4 separate regions of the Homo sapiens genome follow, and regions 1, 3 and 4 are each linked to region 2. The links are chromatin loops, found by intact Hi-C in ENCODE. Cell type or tissue: mammary epithelial cell. All regions are shown on one strand.

What was found. A loop is a pair of places that touch in the nucleus more often than their neighbours do. Peaks named below come from ENCODE experiments on the same cell type or tissue, not always from the same donor. Only the 100,000 strongest peaks of a DNase experiment are listed, where the experiment ranks them.
Region 1: it touches region 2 in a loop (5-fold over the local background); 7 of 110 quality-filtered maps call a loop at or near these places.
Region 3: it touches region 2 in a loop (6-fold over the local background); 6 of 110 quality-filtered maps call a loop at or near these places.
Region 4: a loop joins it to region 2, with 4 times the contacts of the local background. A loop is called at or near these places in 6 of 110 quality-filtered maps.

The regions. Positions count from the first base shown.
Region 1 is chr12:46,439,803-46,444,802 of GRCh38, forward strand. All of the region lies in intron 2 of SLC38A4-AS1 (SLC38A4 antisense RNA 1), which reads left to right. The region is part of intron 1 of LOC124902923 (a long non-coding RNA gene); the gene reads right to left. Among named protein-coding and RNA genes, the nearest start is that of SLC38A4-AS1, 59 kb to the left of the region's middle. In mammary epithelial cell, a CTCF peak has its summit at 4,272 (motif pointing left); DNase peaks (open chromatin) are centred at 2,709 and 3,089; H3K27ac peaks cover 3,654 bases.
Region 2 is chr12:46,546,892-46,551,891 of GRCh38, forward strand. The region is part of intron 3 of SLC38A4-AS1 (SLC38A4 antisense RNA 1); the gene reads left to right. Among named protein-coding and RNA genes, the nearest start is that of SLC38A4-AS1, 170 kb to the left of the region's middle. RefSeq lists an enhancer at 3,074-3,223. In mammary epithelial cell, no CTCF peak of the experiment used is centred here; DNase peaks (open chromatin) are centred at 200, 1,180, 2,130, 3,100 and 2 weaker places; H3K27ac peaks cover 5,000 bases.
Region 3 is chr12:46,428,477-46,433,476 of GRCh38, forward strand. All of the region lies in intron 2 of SLC38A4-AS1 (SLC38A4 antisense RNA 1), which reads left to right. It overlaps LOC124902923 (a long non-coding RNA gene), which reads right to left. Exons shown (of 2, transcript XR_007063284.1): 2 at 1,756-1,960. Among named protein-coding and RNA genes, the nearest start is that of SLC38A4-AS1, 47 kb to the left of the region's middle. RefSeq lists enhancers at 1,870-2,371, 1,910-2,204. In mammary epithelial cell, no CTCF peak of the experiment used is centred here; DNase peaks (open chromatin) are centred at 2,115 and 3,365; H3K27ac peaks cover 4,141 bases.
Region 4 is chr12:46,931,870-46,936,869 of GRCh38, forward strand. No RefSeq gene overlaps it. Among named protein-coding and RNA genes, the nearest start is that of SLC38A4, 110 kb to the left of the region's middle. In mammary epithelial cell, a CTCF peak has its summit at 2,306 (motif pointing left); no DNase peak of the experiment used is centred here.

The DNA.
Region 1 (5,000 bases), 110 kb before region 2:
TGATTACAAAAGCAGAGAACATGGTATCCATGGAATATTGTATTACAGTATTTTTCACAACTACTCACTGTACCCTTTAAAGGTTGTATAATGCCTGCTGGTAGCAAGGTAGCCATACGATTTATAGTAATTCCCTGAGGAAGGACTCTATCTATCCTTCTCACTTGGCCATGTGACTTGCTTTGGCCAATGGAGTGAAAGGACGTGATGTAAGCCATGTCTGAGTAGAAGTTCCAGGCAAATGCTTTAAGGGCCATGGCAGTTGGCACTCTGCTTTCCCCCTGCCACAAGTTCAGCATGTTCCCCGGAGGAGTTCTTTCTTCAAGCCTGGATCCTGAAAGAAAAAGCCATGTGGAGCACAGTCATGGCCAACACATGAAATGTGAATGCGAAGTAAACCTTGGTTGTTAAAAAGCCAGTGAGATTTTTTGGGGTTATTAATGACCATAACTGGGTGAAAATTGGCTAACACAGTGTTTTTATTTATAATAGGGCAATGAGTCACAAATACATCATTTGTCTAAAGGACATTCAGCGATCTCACTCCTCTGGGGAATGACACTGCTCTAATAATGATGATCATATAGGTTTTTCCAGAGGCAGATACACTGGGAATTCTGCTAATGGTAATCTGATCTGCTGGGAAATCAAGCTGAGTCCTCCAGGCATGAGTTGGGTCTAAATGGCTAAACCCCTGTCCTCACTTCCCCACCTGGTCCAGCTGCTTGCTGCCTACTTGATCTTAGACAAGTTGCTAAGCCTCAATTCCCCAATTTGTAAACTTGGAATAGGACTATTTACTTCATAAATTTGTTAGGACAGGGTCAGCTTCTATTTCTTCTGTATCAATGCCATTTTCCCACACAGTTTCTACCCCTCTGATTAAATTAGCTCTTGTTTGACTTTGTCTATCATTTTTAATGTAAAAGAAGTAAGACATTTGTAGATTAATATTGAGCTTCTCTTTGTTTCTCCCCAAGTATCTATTCTTTCTTCAGTGACAACAACTACCTCATAAAGGGTATATACTTTATTTTGATATTGGATATATATGCATATACATACATAAGTTAAAATATGCATAAAACCATGTTCTGTACACAGGAAAAATTTAGGATAAAAGAATTAGTGAAATCTTCTTTTCTTAAAAGGATTATGGTGGGGGAAGTGGGTTCACTTCTCCCTATGAAGCTGTTAATTCTTTTATGTTACTTGGCAAAGCTTGCTTGCTTTCTCTTCCTTTTTTCTCTCTCTTTCTTTCTTTTTCCTCTTTCCTTTCTTTCTTTCTTTCTTTCTTTCTTTCTTTCTTTCTTTCTTTCTTTCCTTTTCTCTTTCTTTCTTTCCCCTCCCTTCCTTCCCTCCCTCCCTCCTTCCCTCCCTCCCTCCCTCCCTGCCTCCTTCCTTCCTTCCTTCCTTCCCTCCCTCCCTCCCTTCCCCCCCCTCCCTCCCTCCCTCCCTCTCTCTCTTTATTTTTTTATTTTCTTTCTCCTCTCTTTCTTTCTTTTTTTTCTTTTTGAAGCAGGGTCTGGCTCTGTCATCCAGGCTGGAGTACAGTGGTGTGATCTTGGCTCACTGCAACTTCCACCTCCCAGACTCAGATGATCCTCCTGCCTCAACCTCCCAAGTAGCTGAGACTAACAGGCATGTGCCACCAAGCCCAGCTAATTTTTGTATTTTTTGTAGAGACAGGGTTTCGCCATGTTGCCCAGGCTGGTCTTGAACTCCTGAACTTAAGCAATCCGCCTGCTTCATCCTTCCAAAGTGCTGAGATTGCAGGCATGAGCCATCGTGCCTGGCCTGGCAAATTTTTCTAATTGTCACTATCGGTCAAGTCCTGTCCTACGAACTGAGAATAAAGAGTGGAACTGGATAGAAAAAGGCCTGCTATCTTTTAGCTTACCTTCTAGTAGGAGGAAGCAGACAATAAACAATTAAGCCAATAAGTAGACCCAATAAAAGGCCAAAAAACATGAAGTAAGAGTCCTTGGGAGAGCTCTCTACTGAATGGATAAGAATAATGTGTTAATTTATAGCTGTTTCAAGGAAGAGTAGCAACATTTATTGAGCACCTGCTAAGTTTCAGCTAGTTTATCTGTACTCTTTCATTTAATAATTGTAATAACCCTGTGAGTAGGTCCATTTTATAGGTCAAAAACTGGACATTCACAACTAGAAAGTCAACTAACTTCCCCTCAATTACCCAGCTGATAAATTCAAGAGTGGACCTCTAATTCTTACCTCCTACTTCTTCCTCAAGCCCAGTAATCTCTTTTAAGTAGGAAAAACATATCTCTTTCTGCTTACCCTCACCTATATCCTCAGTTAGGCTTTTTTAGATTATAAGTGATATTTTTCTTAGAATAAAGTTAAATTTCAGCTTTCCCTGCATTTACAGGAAATATTCTTTAAAAACAGAGCACTGGACTTAAATTCTGGAGAACTACCTTCAAACTACTGTCCTGCTACTCAATACCCATGTGGTTTCCGGCAAGTCACTCAACTTCTATGAGCCTGTTTACTCATCTGTAACAGGAGATAGTGCCAGGTATAAGGTTTTATGATCCCTAGTTTTGAACTAGTGGGGTCTGGCTTCACAGATTTTACTATACTTTGCACACTAATATTGCACACTGACATAGAGTCTCTCTCTGGTGATGTGCACAAGGATTTATATAACTCAGATCACTTCCACAGCACAGTGACTCAGAGCCCCTGGAGTATGAAAGACTGAATCCCTAAGTCTGGCTCACGAGCAGTAAGATCTCCTTTTCCTCTGCATTTTACCTAAGTGTTTTTTTTTTTTTTCCAGGCTGGGAGAGTTTGCCTCTGGCGTGCCTCTGCTCTTGAGGGTGAAATGGGCTCAGAGTGACTTTAAAGGCTGCTCAACAAAGGCAGGAACACCAGAGAATTATCATTTTCTTTTTCTTCAGCTGACTGGATAAGTGTAGCTGTAATAGAGTATGGTTCAGGAGGGCAAAACCACTTTGGAAGAAACCTTGAAAGTGATTCAATTTCAAGTCACAAGATCAATTATGTGAGGTTCTAGAACTACTGATACTGAGTTTTACAGCAGATTCATGGCACAGGTTCAGAAGGTGATTCAGGATGTCTCTTTCCTTGGACATTAAAGCTCATTACCTGAAAATTACTCAGCCTTGGCCCTTAGGGAAATTTTAAGTGCCCAGCCCAAACGGCATAATCCTATTTAAAATACCAAGATTGCATGATAATGAACAACATCGAAAGAAAACACTTGTCTGGGTCAGATCTCATCAATTAGACAATTTCCAACAGAGAACACATCTCTAGATAACTACATGTCTGTCATATAAGGGATATGTGGACTTCCGGCTATGTGCTTACAGTAAATTATCTCAAGAAAACTAGGCAGCAGGTAGAAAAAGAGCAATGCAATCCCACTTTTTTAATGCTCTTGCCTATAGTCTTTGATGGACTGAACTTCATTTGATGACCATTTCTATTCTTGCCTGCAATTTGGGAATGTTAAATCCTATCTCATAGGAGTGTGTATGGGTAGCATGAACTAAGGTAGATAAAGGCTTCACGTGGTGTTTGGCATGGCGTAGGTGTAGATTGGACCTCAGTTTTCTGCCCATGTTTGCTCTTCACGTACCTGTCTGGTATCTGTATGTGCTAAGCTCTGAGCCTTACAAACCATAGGGAGAGATATGCAAACTTGCCCTCAATGAGCATGTTGTCTAGCGAGGAAGATGAAATGCATAGACAGACAACTAGAGGTGGGGTTTGAGGGAGCCCAAGAAATAAGCACGCTTTTCCTGGCCCAGTTGCTGACAAGGAGATTGAGAGAGGGTCCCAGAGGTCAGTGGATTCTGGAGAATGTGGCATGGATGTGTTAGCTCAGGGGACTTGCCAGTCCTTCAGTCAGGCAGTAAGAGGACATCCCCAGTTGCCAGTCATTGGAAACCTAAAGAACTACAGGCTTCCTGGGGTAGGGGGACAGAATGGGTGCTGCAGGCTGGTCTGCAGAGGGCAGGCAGAGGTGCTGAGCAATCGCACTGGTTGAGAGAGGGGAGTATTGCTATTGTGGAACCTTCTCCACATGGACACATGAAACAGCAGAAAGGGAGAAGGAAAAAACCCTAATAAATTTAGCTTGCAATTTAAATTGAAGGGCTAAGAATAACTGACATTAATACTCATGCCTCATTACTGGTTGATTTATTTGGTTCTCAAACCATGGCTGTGTGTCAGAATCACTCGTGGAGATTTAAAAAATTACAAATACCTGGCTCCACCTGTTGGAGATTCTAAACCAGAGGATTTGGGAAGAGGTTTAGATATCTACATTTTAAAATCCCACTACAGGTCATTCTGATGGGCATCCAGGGTTTTGACCCACAACATTAATTAAGCAACGGTAGGCTTGGTTAATCTTTAAAAATACAACAGTCTTTAAAAAGGACCAGTGCTAATTGCATTATGCTTCTGTGTAAAAAAAATACAAAACCCTCAGATTTATTTGTCCTTTCTGCCAAAACAGAGATAAGAGAAGATCAAGGGAGTAGACAGATAAAAAGGTAAGTCCTGTGTCTTCTGTCTTAGGTTTTCATAGAAGTAACCAGAAGATATATATTTTTTTGCTTATCTTTTTTCTATAGTTAGTATGATCAAAGCTAACATTTCAAAAGCTGATCTTCCCTGGAAACATGAATAGGAACATAATACATTCAGTTGAAATTTTATCTAACTTTTAGTGAGTGCCTACTGTGTGCTAGAACTATGCTTGGCAGTTTCCTGTGTCTTCCCAGGTGAGGAGGTCAGGCCATAAGTGTAGTAGGATTAATGACGGCATTCTGAGCTAGTGAGAATGTTTAGGAACCATGACTTAAACGTTTATCTGCATATGATTCTCACTGCTGATGAAGATATGGTGATGCTGCAGCACGTATGTATTGTGGAGACACTGAAATTTAATACAACTTTTTGAACAAAAATTTGATAATGTATCCTAAGAACCA
Region 2 (5,000 bases):
AAAGGAGATATAAAGGAGCAGGGTTCTTCAGGTCAGAGTTTCTAGCTTTAGTGGGAATGCCAACAGAGAAAGGGACCCAGTGTCTGAAGCCACAGGCAAGGAAGCTCAGGGCTCCATAGAGGTGGACAGGCAGCTTACATCTCATCTCATGGCTAAGCACATTAACCACATAAGCTTCCTCTAACTGCTGAACTCACAGCAAATAAACACACGCCCACACAACCAGTAAGTAAGTATCAGTGGAGCAGATGCAAATGAAATACAAGTGATGAACTGCTGTCAGTTCTTGGGGTATTTGGCACCTGCGTCAACTCCAGAAGGAATGTGACCTCTTGGGTAAGGAGGGCATGATTTCAGAGGCACCAAGAGGACCTTTCCACCAAATTCAGCTTTTTAATTTTTTTTTTAAATCTGAAATTCTACAATTATAAATTCATTCCTCCCCTTTCAAAATGAAGCACTTTATACTAAAGAAGAACCCACTTAAAGCTTCATTAATTATTTCTTCCCTGAAGAAGAATCAGTCTTTTGGGTTCTATCTTGAGAACACATTTTGAGAGTAGGGCAGGGAAGGAATGAAATTTCTGTCAGCAGAGAGATGAAGAAGGCTGGCCTGAGAAGGCAGGAATATACAAACTAACTGATGAGGGTTAACCAGTATGCCATTTTTATGCAAGTCAGTACAGGTTTCTCAGTAAAGTACGGGCAAATAGAAATGTAATTTATGAATATTTCATCATTCTTTGTCATATAGGCCAGCCAGAAAGGGCAAAAAGAAAAAGATATTCAGAGATGTGACTTCTTGGTGTCCTTCTGCACTTGACAGAAGCTACCCCTTTGGGAAAAACTGGATAGTTTGTAGATCTGCCACAGAAAATTCAACATCTCTAAAGGCATACTAGTGCTAAATGGACATATTATTACTTTTGCTATCTCACCTATTGGCATGTGCTTGTGTGTGAGGAGGGATTATGGACAGGATGGGGAATAGGAGAGTGTCAAGAATGAATGGGCATTGCCCAAGAAGGTGAATCAGCTGACTGTTCAATCTACCTGGAAGTAAAAATAACTGGGGAGCAGAAAATCTTATGCATATTTTAATTACCTTGTCTAGAACATGAAATGACAAGAATGTGTACTATATTTATTGGGCTACTGAATTCTCTATTTCATGCCCCTAGGCACTCCCAGAAGTCTGATTCTATTTCCTTGAAAAAATACCAAGCATTTCTCCTTCAAGAATGATTGAGGGGTTGCCTTCTGTTGTTGCTTTACTAACCACCTCCCTCAACCAAACACCCACAGGCAAGTTGCCTCTCATTCTCCAATCTAGGCAAAGAGTGAATCTTTTGTTGTTATTTGCAGGAAATGGGACACAGGAAATGAGCCAATCAGAATCAGCATTAGGCCATTTTTTTTCCCTTGTCCCTCTTTCTCAATCTTTTTAATTGGGAAAAGTACTTGTTTTAAAATCTAGTAAATATGATACAAATTGAACATCCAACTATAAGAAGAATCATCAGAAAAAAAATCAGGATTTCTCTTCAAAGTTTACAGAGACTTAATATAACTCCTTTTCTTAATAGTTATTTTTCTTTGAATTAGGCAGTGGTAACTAAAGCTAAAACAACCACCACCACAGTGGTAATAAAGGCTAAACGACCTTCCACTGCCCTTGTTTATGCTTTTCTCATCAGTTGAGCTTTCCGTTTCTTCAAAGTCCCACAGAAATGGCTGGCAATTTTCAATCATCAAATCAAAGCCCTTTGTTGGAATTGTTTCTTTGGTGTAACGCAGGATATGCTGCCAGTAATTTGATCAGTTCAGTCATTTCCATAATTAGAACAAGAGCACGTCTTCCTAAAGTATGTGCTTATTCCATGGTCTGAAGTCACACAAAAGGGAATGTGCAAAGCCCTTATGTTGTGTGGTTCTAAAATAGCAGCTGTTTTTTATATATTTACCTCTTAACAATTTGCCCACCATCCTAGGTAGACAAACTTATAGCTCTGCTCTATCTGCTGATGACTGATGAAATGCAAGTCAGAGCATTTCACTTTAACTATATTGTTTGTCTGTTTAATAGGTGTGGCATGCATACCCACTCATATAAGACTCATTCAAAATCTTCCTGGGTTCCTCAAGAGCAGAGGGAAGGCAACACTTAAATACTTTGAGTATTCTCTCTTCATATTATTTGTGTACCTGTAGAGCTTTATGCCTATGACAACCTTGGTGTAATGTGGTAACAGTCTCATGGGATTACCAAGGTTGTAGGTTCCCTACCCTCACTTTAAAGAAGGGGAATTTTGGCCGGGTACGGTGGCTCACGCCTGTAATCCCAGCACTTAGGGAGCCCAAGCTGGGCAGATCACGAGGTCAGGAGTTCGAGACCAGTCTGGCCAACATAGTGAAAACCCATCTCTACTAAAAATACACAAAATTAGCCGGGTGTTGTGGTGTGTGCCTGTAATCCCAGTTACTTGGGAGGCTGAGGCAGGAGAATCGCTTGAACCCAGGAGGCAGAGGTTGCGGTGAGCCGAGATCGCACCATTGCACTCCAGCCCGGGTGACAGTGTGAGGCTCTATCTCGAAAAAAAAAAAAGAAGAAGAAAAAAAAAAGGAGGTGGGGGGTGGGAATTTTGAGCAGTGGGTGCATTTATCTGAGACTATTTGTGGGGTAGTTGAGATAGCTGTGCTCCAATGCTCAGCTCACACCACATCCAAATGTCTTTCTCATTGTCATTTCACTGTCTTCTTGTGGTCTCCCTGTTCTGTTCTCTCTTTCCTCTCAACCATCCTCCACACAGCAGTTAGAATAAACTTTCTCACATCCTTTCATCATGTTACTCCTCATTTTCTAACTTGTAAAATTCAGACATCTCAGCTTACCCTTCCTGACAACTATCTTTGTGTTATGGCAGACTTGTTTAACATGAATTTCTCTGGTACCATGAAGATATGTTCCAAGGCCCCCAGTGGATGCCCGAAACTGCAGTTAGTACCGAACCCTATATATGCTATGCTTTTTCCTGTACATACGTACCGTACAGCACCAGCGTACTGGACAAAGGGATGATTCATTTCCTGGGAGGGGTGGAATGGGATGACACAAGATTTCATCACACTACTCAGAATGGCGTGCAATTTAAAACTTATGAATTGTTTATACATTTTCCATTTACTATTTTCACACTGCAGTTGATCCTGGGTAACTGAAACTGAGAATAAGGAGGTGACTATTGTGCATACTTTGAAATGCTGAATTAACTGTCTTGTCACTGCTCTGATGACTTCTTTCTCCTCAAGGCCAGCATGAAACCCTCCTTCCTTCTGAAACGGTGATGAAAAGTGCCTTTATCCAGGAAGTCTTCCCTGATGGATTTCAACACCTTTCTATCTAATTTAAATACACTTTACCTAATTTTGCAACAAGATAAAAGAACTTTCTAAGTGTCCTCCATAATCCTACCACCCTAACACAACTTCTTGAACTTCTCTGTTTCCTTCCAAGTCTCTCCTACCTGCATATAAACTTTTCATGGTTGTGATGTATACAACTTGTATGATTTTTGTCATTTAACAATATTTTGTAACTTTCCACACCACTATACTACCTTCATTTTTAGTAATGATAGTACATTTTTTATGGGTAGTGAGTGATAGTAGAGAGAGGGAGAGAGTAGAATTTGTAGCCAGCATATGTGTAACCTTGGGCAAGGTACATAAGCCCCTTGGAGCATCAATTTGTTCACCCGTGAAACGGGGATGAAATGTATGTAAAGCACATCATACAGTACCTGACATTTGACAAATACTGGCTGTGATTCGTTACCAAGTTTAATTAAGCCATATGCACTTGTTTTTTATGGTTTACTGCTTTGAAAATTTTTGTGACGATTTCATGGGCAGTTCCCAGACAATTGATAAGCTCCTCTAAAGATGGGAACTTTTTTTAAATTTTGTATCACTTCCTAGGTCTTCTGTTAAAAGATGGAGGTCTCCCTCAGTGGACTGTCAATCGTTCAATGCAGTGGCTGACTGCATTTCATTCTAAATAATTTTTCTCTTCAAATTGAAACCTAGTCACTAGGTTTCTGTGCTCTAAGCCCTTTAAACCTAGTTATACGTTGACAAAATAGAAGTAGCTTTGGTATCCTTTTAATTCCTACATCATCCCTATCCCCTTTTCAGCTGAGTAAAGCTGAGTCTTTTGCTCTAACCTCAGTACCTTAACTCTAAAAAGAAACCAACCAACCAACCAAACAAACAAACAAACACTTGGACAAACAGCTTCGCCTTCATCAAAAGGAGTGTGTCAGGCTGGGCGTGGTGGCTCACGCCTGTAATCCCAGCACTTTGGGATCAAAAAGAATCTCACTACTGTTAAAAAAGTCAAAAGGCATTCTTCAGACTAAATTGGTGTCTCTTTTGCTTTGTTGCTTTTTCTTCCTTTCTTGAAATCTTCTGGAATGATTGAAACCTAGGAAGCAGCATGATTTGAGATGACAAGGGTTTAGTCATCAACACACCTTCTGTAGATGCATTTCTAGCTCCAAAATGACATGGAGATAGAGCAGGGCCAGTTCAGGTCTGATTTTTCCACATTAATTTATATCCTAAACTTTAGACTAAGGGCACCATTTCACATAGTGCTGTACCAAATTTTAGGAGAATCATTTCCTTCACAGTAGAATGTCTATCAAACCTATGTGCAATGTACTCTGCAATAATAAAGAAGCATTTTGCTAAAGCATGAGGAACTGAGCCTCTTGTTTTTGAAAAGTAGTTATGAAATCATCTCTTTTTGTTTTAAATCCAAGTAGACTAAATTTCTGATTGAAAAGAATTGAAGGTTTTGTTTTGCTTTGTTTTGAATATCACTCCCACCAGGAATTATCAAGTAGAATTTATTCTTAGAATATGAAAAGGGGTAGAGATATATTTTCAACATGCTCTCTAGATCATTGAACCAAAAAACCATAATTTTTGACATGTTT
Region 3 (5,000 bases), 120 kb before region 2:
CATACAAGTGGCCAACAAATAAAAAAATGTTCAGCACCACTAATCATAAGAGAGACACAGGCCAGGTGCAGTGGCCCACGCCTGTAATCCCAGCACTTTGGGAGGCCGAGGCAGATCACCTGAGGTCAGGAGTTTGAGACCAGCCTGGCCAACATGGCAAAACCCCATCTCTACTAAAAGTACAAAAATTAACCGAGTGTGGTGTGGTGGTGCATGCCTGTAGTCCAAGCTCCTCGGGAGGCTAAAGCAGGAGAATTGCTTGAACCTGGGAGTTGGAGATTGCAGTGAGCTGAGATCGTGCCATTGCACTCCAGCCTGGGTTACAGATGGAGCGAGACTCTGTCTCAAAAAAAAAAAAGAGACACACACACAAATGTAAACCATAATGAGATACTATCTCACACCAATCAGAGTGGCTATTATCAGAATTTCAGAAAACAACAGATACTGGCAAGAATGAAGATAAAAGAGAATGCTTATACACTGCTGGTGGGAATGCAAATGAATTCACCGCCTGTGGAAAGCAGTTCGAAGATTTCTCAAAGAACTAATAATAGAACTACCATTCAACCCAGCAATCCCATTACTGGGTATATACCCAAAGGAAAATAAATCGTTCCACCAAAAAGACACCTGCACTGCTATGCTTACCATGGCACTATTCACAATAGCAAAGACATGGAATCAACCTAGGTGCCCACCAGCGGTAGACTGGACTAAAAAAATGTGGTGAATATCCACCAGGTTCACAATGCAGCCACAGAGAAGAATGTATTCATGCCCTTTGCAGTAACGTAGATGCATCTGGAGGCCATTATCCTAAGTAAATTAATGCAGAAACAAAACCAAATACCACATGTTCTTACTTTTAAGTGGGAGCTAAACATTGGGTACACTTGGACACAAAGATGGGAAAAATAGACACTGGGGATTCCAAAAGGAGGGAGAGACAGAGGGAGCAAGGGTACTATGTTCACTACTTGGTTTATGGGATCATTAGAAGCTCAAACTTTAGCATCAGGTATTATACCCATGTAATAAACCTGCACATATACCTCTTGAATTTAAAATTAAAAGCAAATAAATAAATGAAAGAATTGGGCATAACCCTCAAAAAAATTCCAGAATGTGGGGCACTACTCTGGTCTCTTCAGGTCAGTGGGATGGGAAAAAGAGCAGGTGATGGGGCACAGGGGGAGCTATATTAAGATAAACTAAACTTGAGAGATGTAAACATGAAAACAATGTGTAATTCCGTATTGGATCCTGTTGGGAGAACAAGTTTGAGGGACAATTGGGATTCTGAATAAGGACTAGATATTAGAATTATTATTATAGGAATCCCTAAATTTTTAGGAGTGATAATGGTATTGTGGCTATGTTAAGAAAACTCCCTAATTTTTAAAAGATGCATGCCAAGAGGTTTACGAGGGAGGCATGCTATTATCTATAATTTACTTTGAAATGGTTCAGTAAACAAATGAAAAATAGAAGGATGAATGGATGGTTTGATGAATAAATGGAATAAATGTGGCAAAATATTAAAAAACTGTTCTCATATGCAATTGCTTATGAATCAGACTTAGTTTAGTAAAAACCAAACAGCAAGATAAAATAAATTGGATACTGAGGTTATTTTTAGATTTGTTATTACTGTCATGAATAATCTTCAATTTCAAATTTATGTTCCTTAAAACTTATTGTTACCATTGATTAATCTTATAATATATGTTACAAAGTTGAACTGATAAAATATTCTAATAAAATATTTATTTTGCTGTCTTTTATGTTGTAGATCCACATAAGGTATTCTTTGAAAACCCAGTTTAGTTCACAAGAAAAATGGAAAACAGATTTAGTCTTCTTGCCTTTTACGTTGCAGACATAGAACTTGTCATTGTAAATGCAGTGTCAGTAGGTCAATGACCCAAAAGTCCCCGTTCTTTGTGCTGAAAAATATCTGCAGAGAGGGAATGTTAGATTTCTGTAAGTGAAATTCTGAACAATACTAATTGTTTGCTTACCTGCAATGTATGGGTTGTTAAGATAAAACAGGGTGGGAACCTGATCTACCCAGGCATATCTTTCATGTGAATGTGAAGGAAATGATTCATTGACAACCCCAAAGACCTTGCTGGGAAAACACAGCTCAGTATTGCATCATCAAGCATTTGAAAACAAAGTGTCAGGAAACAGTTTAGAAATCAGTCTCTATCACTTTCTCTTATTAACTAGTTGTTTGTATTAATAAGAGTAACCACCACTTGTGTTTTGTTTTGTAGTTTATTAAGTGTATTTGTGATAACTTTTGGAAGTAGTAAGGTAGGTCTCATTACTCATTTTTCAGGTGAGGAAAATGAGGCTCCCAGATTTTCAGTGACTTGTTCAGGATTACACAGGCTGAAAGTGGAAGATCCATGTATTACTACATCTGGGTCTACCTAGGAAATGGGAGGGCATCAATTGTGTAATATAATCTCATAGAAACTCGGTTTTCTGAGCTCTAAGGAGGGCATAATGCTTATTTTACAGTATTGTTATAAAAATAACATGAAATTATATAAAGAAGACATCTAGGTCAGTATTTTCATATACATGGAGTTCGGTACATATTTAGTCCTTTTTTTTTTTTTTTTTTTTAGATGGGGCCTTGCTCTGTTGCCCAGGCTGGAGGGCAATGGCACAATCTCAGCTCACTGCAACCTCCACGTCCCAGGTTCAAGTGATTTTCCTGCCTCAGTCTCCTGAGTAGCTGGGATTACAGGCGCCCACCACCACGCCCAGCTAATTTTTGTATTTTTGGTAGAGATGGGGTTTTCCATGTTGGCCAGGCTGGTCTTGAACTCCTGACCTCAGGTAATCCGCCTGCCTTGGCCTCCCAAAGTGCTGGGATTACAGGCGTGAGCCACTGCGCCCGGCCCTTTTTTTTTTTTTTTTTTTTTTTTGAGACAGGGTCTTACTCTGTTGCTGAGGCTGGAGTGCAGTGGTGTGATCTCGGCTCACAACAGCCTTGACCTCCTGAGCGTAAGTGATGCTCCCACTTCAGCCTCCCAAGCAGCTGGCACTACAGGCACATGCCACCACACCCAGCTAAATGAGGCACCTGGCCTCATTTACTTTTTAGTGCCATGTTTATAGTCCTGTAGCTGTAATCTTAATCTGTACCTTAAATTTTCCACTGTCTAATTCCTTATATACCATCTTAGTAAGTTACAGTATTGCTATATTGAATCTTCAGTATAGTACTTTTCCAGGAGACTAACTGACAGCAAGCTTCTCTTGCTATTTTAGTTACTAATTCCTTCCCCCACTTTTGGGCAAAAGGCCAAGAGTATTTTGAGGAGATTAAGATGAACCTACAATTTATTGAATCATACCATTAAATAGAGTCAGAGTGAAGTTATAATACATTTGCAAAGTGACATATCTAAAGGGGCAGTAAGCAGCAGACGTAAGCAAAGTCATAGAAATCCATTTATCTGCCAACACATTTATGTAAGAAATTACACTACTGGTCAGGAATTTCCTGCTGTATGTCATTTTTTTTTTTTCTTATGGAACTTTTCAATAGCTTGTAATGGGCTGTTGTGCCTCCTCTTCAGGCTTGGCTGTTATCAGTGCCACTCAGATATCCCTTCCTATTCAGTGTGGAGTGCTTTGTGACACTTATGAATGGGTGCACCTATTTTTTAACTATTAGAATGTTGATTTATATCACAGAAGACTCATCATTTCTGCTTCCCTACACATAGGCCTGTTGTAAGAATTTACTGGTTTCAAACATGTATTAATTATATGAACTTGCAGGAAAAGAATGCCATAAAATTGAAAGCTACATGTGAGTTTTATAAGAGATAATTTTCTACCAAAATAATATGCAAAGGTAATAATTGGGGAAAATTTCTAGGCAGATGGGGAAAGAAATTCAAGTGTTTCTAATTATGTAGATAATGCTGAGTGAAAGGAAGAGCACTGTAGAAGGAATACTTGATGTGTAGCAGAAAACCAGAGTTTGAGTCTAGGCTCTGCCGTCTGCTAGATGAGCGTGGGCAAGACACCTAGGGCTGCAGTCTCATATACTTCAGCTGTAGAAATGGCCACTGAATCATATTTCTTAACCTCTGTTTTATTTTATTAGGAAAAATGTAACACCCCAGGAAATTTTAGTTTGCAGACGTGGTGTAAAACTTTACTTATGCAGCCTTATTTCAGTACGCTTGCGTATACAATCGAAGTATTTAGCACTTCAATGTTTGCAGAGATAATTGGCAAATAGAAAGTAATATAAAATAAATAAGTAGATTTAATGTTTTCTAATTTTCAATGGAGAAATATGGTTATATATATTTTTAAATTAGATTCAGCAGTAGGAGATTCAATGAATTACTTAGCCTCCTAAACATAAATCAGCTTCATCCTTCTCCTTTTTTTTTTTCAATTTTATATCAACAAACTGCCAGGAATGAGAGAAAAATTAATATTTCCTGAGAATGACTTTTGCATCAGTTGCATGCAACTGTTGTAAATTGTATCCTATCAGATATTTTGATTCACCTGAATTAAAACTTCTGATATATTATACCGGCCTAAAGATTAAAAAAAATTTTCTGACTTTCTTTCAGACCTTAAAAATGGATTTAATTTCCAGAAATGCAAGTGTGGGTAAATACAGAGATTATAATGAAATGCTTCATTGTGCTAATGGATAAAAGGGGAAAATCAACTAGAAGTATGTGCTTTTGGGAAGGAAAGGACAAAATTATTACTCTCAGTAGGTGATACAATTGTCTATTTAGTAAAACTACAAAATCAATTGTAATACTTTTTGAAACAATAAAAAATTTAGTAAAAAGACAAGTTAAAAGTTAAAATATATGAAACTCAATAGCTTTCTTATATACCAAACATTACCAATAATAAAATATAAAGGAAAAAGAAATTTATTCTCACTAGAACATACACTGCATGAGGACAGAAACCATTTTTTTTTCACAGCTGCA
Region 4 (5,000 bases), 380 kb after region 2:
TAGCAATCAAGGCAGTGTGGTGCTGGTGAAAGAATATGCAAATACATCAGAGAAACAGAATAGAGAGCCCAGAGATATGCCGACATAAATATAGTCAGCTAATCTTTGACAAAAGAGCAAAGGCAATACAATGGAGCAAAGAGTCTTTTCAACAAATGATGCTGGCACAACTGGATGTTCACATGCATAAAAATGAATCTACACCCAGATCTTGCACCCTCACAAAAATGAACTCAAAATGGATCAGAGACACGAAGTAAAATGCAAAATTATAAAACTCCTAGGACATAACATAGGGGAAAATGATGACTTGGGTGTGGTGATATCATTTTAGATACAACACCAAGACACAATCTATAAAAGAAAGAATGAATAAACGGGACTTCATTAAACTAAAAACCTTTGCTCTGTGAAAGACATTGTCAGAAGAATGAAAAGGCAATTCACAATCTGGAAGAAAATATTTGTGAAAGACATATCTGATAAATAACTGCTGTCTGAAATATATACAGATCTCTCAAAACTCAATACAATAAAAACAACAAGAAAACAACTCAATTAAAAAGTGGACAAAAGATCTTAACAGACAGCTCACCAAAGAAGATATTCTGATGGAAAATAAGGACATAAAAAGATATTCCACATCATGTCATTAGGGAAATTCAAATTAAAACAATGAGATGGCAATAAGCATCTGTTAGAATGGCCAGAGACCCAGAACACTGACAATACAAAGTGCTGGCAAGAATATGAAGCAACAAAAAGTCTCATTCATTGCTGATGGAATGCAAAATGGTACAGCCACTTTGGAAGATGGCTTGTCAGTTTCTTGTAAGACTAAAGAGACTCTTAACGTACAATCCAACAATCATACTCCTTGATATTTACCCAAATGTGCTGACGACTTGTGTCCACACAAAAACCTGAATCACAGATGTTTATAGCTGCTTTATTTGTAATTTCCAGACTTGGAAGCAACCAAGATGTCCTTCAGTAAGTGAATGGATAAGGAAACTGTGGTTCATTTAGACAATGAAATTTTTTTTAGAACAAAAAAAGAAACGTGCCATCAAGCCATGGAAAGATAGGGAGGAAACTTAAATGCATATTAGTAAATGAAGTAAGTCAATGAAAAAGCTATGTATTGTATAATTCCAATTATATGACATCCTCAAAAAGACAAAAATATGGAGACATTCAAAAAGGTTCAGTGGTTGCCAAGAGTTAGGGGGACAGGAGGGATGAATATGCAGAGCACAGAGGATTTTTAAGGCAGTAAAACTACTCTCTATGATGCTACAATGGGGAGTACGTATCACATATTTATCAAAACTCATAAAATGTACAACGCCAAGAGCTAAGACTAATATAACTATGGGCTTTGAGAGATAATGATGCTTCAATACAGGTCATCAATTGTAACAAATGTACCACCCTGGTGGGGGATGTTGATAGCTGGGGAGACTGTATGTGTGGGAGGGCAAGGGGTACATGGGAAATCTCTGTACCTCTGCCCAACTTTGCTGTCAACCTAAAACTGCTTTAAAAAATAAAGTCTATTTTTATTTTATTTTATTTTTTGAGACAGTGTCTCCCTCTGTCTCCCAGGCTGGAGTGCAGTGGCATGATCTCAGCTCACTGCAAGCTCTGCCTCCAGAGTTCAAACGATTCTTCTGCCTTAGCCTCCCTAGTAGCTGGGACTACAGGCCCACGCCAACACACCCAGTTAATTTTTGTATTTTTTAGTAGAGGTGAGCTTTCACCATCTTGGCCAGGCTGGTCTCAAACTCCTGACCTCAAGGAATCCGCCTGCCTCTGCCTCCCAAAGTGCTGGGATTACAGGGGTGAGCCACCACACCCGGGCTCTGTAAAGTCTGTTTTTAAAAAAGCATAATTAAAGCTAACTCTGTCAAGCCTTCAGATGTAAATTTTATACGATAAGATAAGAATTTTCCCTCTTTAACTTCAAGCACTATCTGTTACTTTCTTCAGGAATGTTATAACAAATAGATTCGTCTGGGAGTTTGATGAGGAATAAAAACTATCTAAAAGTAGGCTTGGTTTTCAATTTACATTTCAACATGTCTACATAAATGTGGGCAGCCTCTCCAAATTCTTCATTCCCAAGAGAAAATTTCAATTTTTATGGCAAGCATATAATTATCTATTTTCTTTCAAAATAATATTTTAGATATTTCCTGTCCTTAAGATGTTGCCATTGAACAAATAACAGTTTGAATTCTGATTCCCTAAAACATATGTGAAACTAAATGAGCAAGGCTAGTGCTGACATCTACTGTTAGAATTTGGGTGTGAATGACTTTACCATGCACAGCCCTTTCCTAAGGAGTTGGGAGTTGTGCAGCAATAGTTGTCGATATGGGGTGACTGACTAGGAGATCATTGCCCAAAGCTCTATTATCTTGAAAACAGGTGCAAGAGAACCATATAGCACTTTTGAGGTAAATATAATGAAGATTTTGGAAAAAGATCAATTAATGTCAAGAAGTATTTCCTATTTTCCAGGAGCCTTCCAAAGACTCTGTCGTCTCTTAACAAACCTCCTACTCTGTTTCTCCTATATTGTTTCTGACCCTGGTGCTTTAAAGAAAAGATAGATGTGGCTACTGAGTTTCAGTGTTGTCTTTAGGAGAGGGAAAGAGAAAGGAGAACAGAACACTTCCCTGACCCTGGTGTTTCTCCTGCCCTGGTGCATTGCTCTAGATTATAAATCGGCTGTCTACCTTTTGTTTTAGCTGTCGTTATTCTTCTCTGAAAATATTTTCCACCCCAACCTAGAAAATTGTTATTGAATTTTGTCACCATGACTATTTTAAAAGGTGCGCATTGTGTGAGATCTCACATTCCACCTCACAGTTACTTATGTGTCCGCCGAGTAGCTAATACCTAGGCTGGTGAGAAGAGACTGAGAATATACATTCCAGTCAAATAGAAATGCATTATCCTACCTATGTACAAAGGGAAGCAGGAGTGTGTTGCAATTGTCAGGACGGGACTTCTGTAAAAATCGAGACTGGCAATGTCAGACCTGATGTTTGTTCATCATTGTTGTCAACCTAGCACAAGATCACACAGTCCTAAGAGGAGGAACCAGAAGACTTGGAAGCTTTGATGTGGATAATCAACCCCCACAGAACATACAAGCCGACGGCTCTATGGTGTCTTCTGGTCTTGCTCTTGCATTATTGCCCTTAGTTTTATACTTTCTTATCTGATAGATACACACTTCTTAAGAACATTATGCTTGTTGCTAAGAACTATGAAGGAGTCTGCCTCAACGTGAAGAACACAAAGAAACCTTCTATATTTTTGTCCTGTTGTTCATTTGTTTTCAAGACAACTCCAGTAGGTTCATTTTTTAAAAAAACTACTTTTTTAGTTCTTATATTTTTAGAGTAAGTTATTTGAATATTTAAAATGGAATTCGTTTTTTAAAAGATTATTGGTAGAAGTCAACATTCTTCATGGAAGATCTAAACAAGCTTAAAGGATTTGTGTTCTTTGGAGTCAAATCATAAAAATACTTCTTTTATTCATACAGATATCATCAAAGCACTTCTGCACAACTGCCTTTATTAAGCTGGCATTTTGGAACCAGCAATGTGCTGTAAATCTTTGTAAAGATCTTTTTCATAGAAGACCAGTTTATGTTCATTGAAAAAAAAAACTCTACAGAACATTACTGAAGATTGTGCATAGTGAGTTGATCAGCTCTTTCCACTCCAGTGACGCTGTTCCACATGGAAGCCAGGGCAGTACAGGGTTAAAAACATGCATGCTGGCATCAGAGTGCCTGGGTTCAAAGCCCTGCTCTACCAATCATCCACAGGATGAGTCTTTGGGTAATTTACTTCAGTCTCAGTGACACAGTTTTTTCATCTCTAAAATGGGATAATAAGTTAACATATGTTAAGTATTTAATGCTATTCCTGGCACTTCGCAAGTTCTCAATTAATATAAGCTATCATTATCATTAAATGTAACAAGTTACCAATCATACTCTATTTTGTTATAAAAGAAGCATCCCAAATCACTGGCTTGTCTTTGTCATTTAATTGTAAATTAAGAAGTGTTAGGTTTAGAAAATATTGATTGGCTGATAGAAACTCCTTATGTAAAAGATATTAATATTCCCCAAAATTTCTCTAGGGAAGATATTTTTAATACAACTGTGATTTGTAAAAAAAACATATTTTTTCAACTTTTGTTGTCTCAGTTCTGTTTTTGTTTGTTTTCTTTTGTTTTTCTATTGCTTTCCTTTAGTATTTCAGTCTGTTTTGTGCCCCCCACATTCCTCTTATTTAAAGTATCCTAGGCTTTCATCTTGTTTTATGACAGCTCGGGCAGGGCCCTGACTCCCGGCTTATTAAGCATGGTCTCCTCTAGGCCTTGCAGTGAAGAGAGATCTCAACAGGGCAGTGTGCATTTTTGTTGAGTGTGTGCAGAAAGGGAACACAGAATTATTTGACCATTATAGTGGTCTCTTTCCTGGTGAGGAGTAGGAAAGGGAAGAGGAGTGAAGTCAATTGACATTAGAAAGAATATATGCAAACACCTCAACACTGTCTCCTTCTCCAGCCCCTCTACCTCTGAGAGTTTTTCCATTATTTACCTGGTGTTCACCTGGGACCTGAGCTGAGCACCTACATTTTCTGTGTTCTGTGTTTAAGGCACATATTTAGTTTATTGATTTAACCATTTCTCTTTGTTAAAGTGTGGGTAAGTGCATTTTAACTAACTCCAGAATAAAATTAAGATAAACATGTGCACCCTTCCCTTCCACTTCCCAGTAATTCTTTGTGACCACTGAAAATGGGACTATAGCTTTTCTCTACTTTCCTGCCCAGGCCACTGCCCCAGCCTTTCTTTTCTGAGTCCTCCACTTGTTCTACTACATATTGTTCTCTCCTGTCTTTCTGTCTCTCTTGTTTTAAATACTTAATTTTTTTAGAGCAGTTTTAGATTCACAGCAATATTAA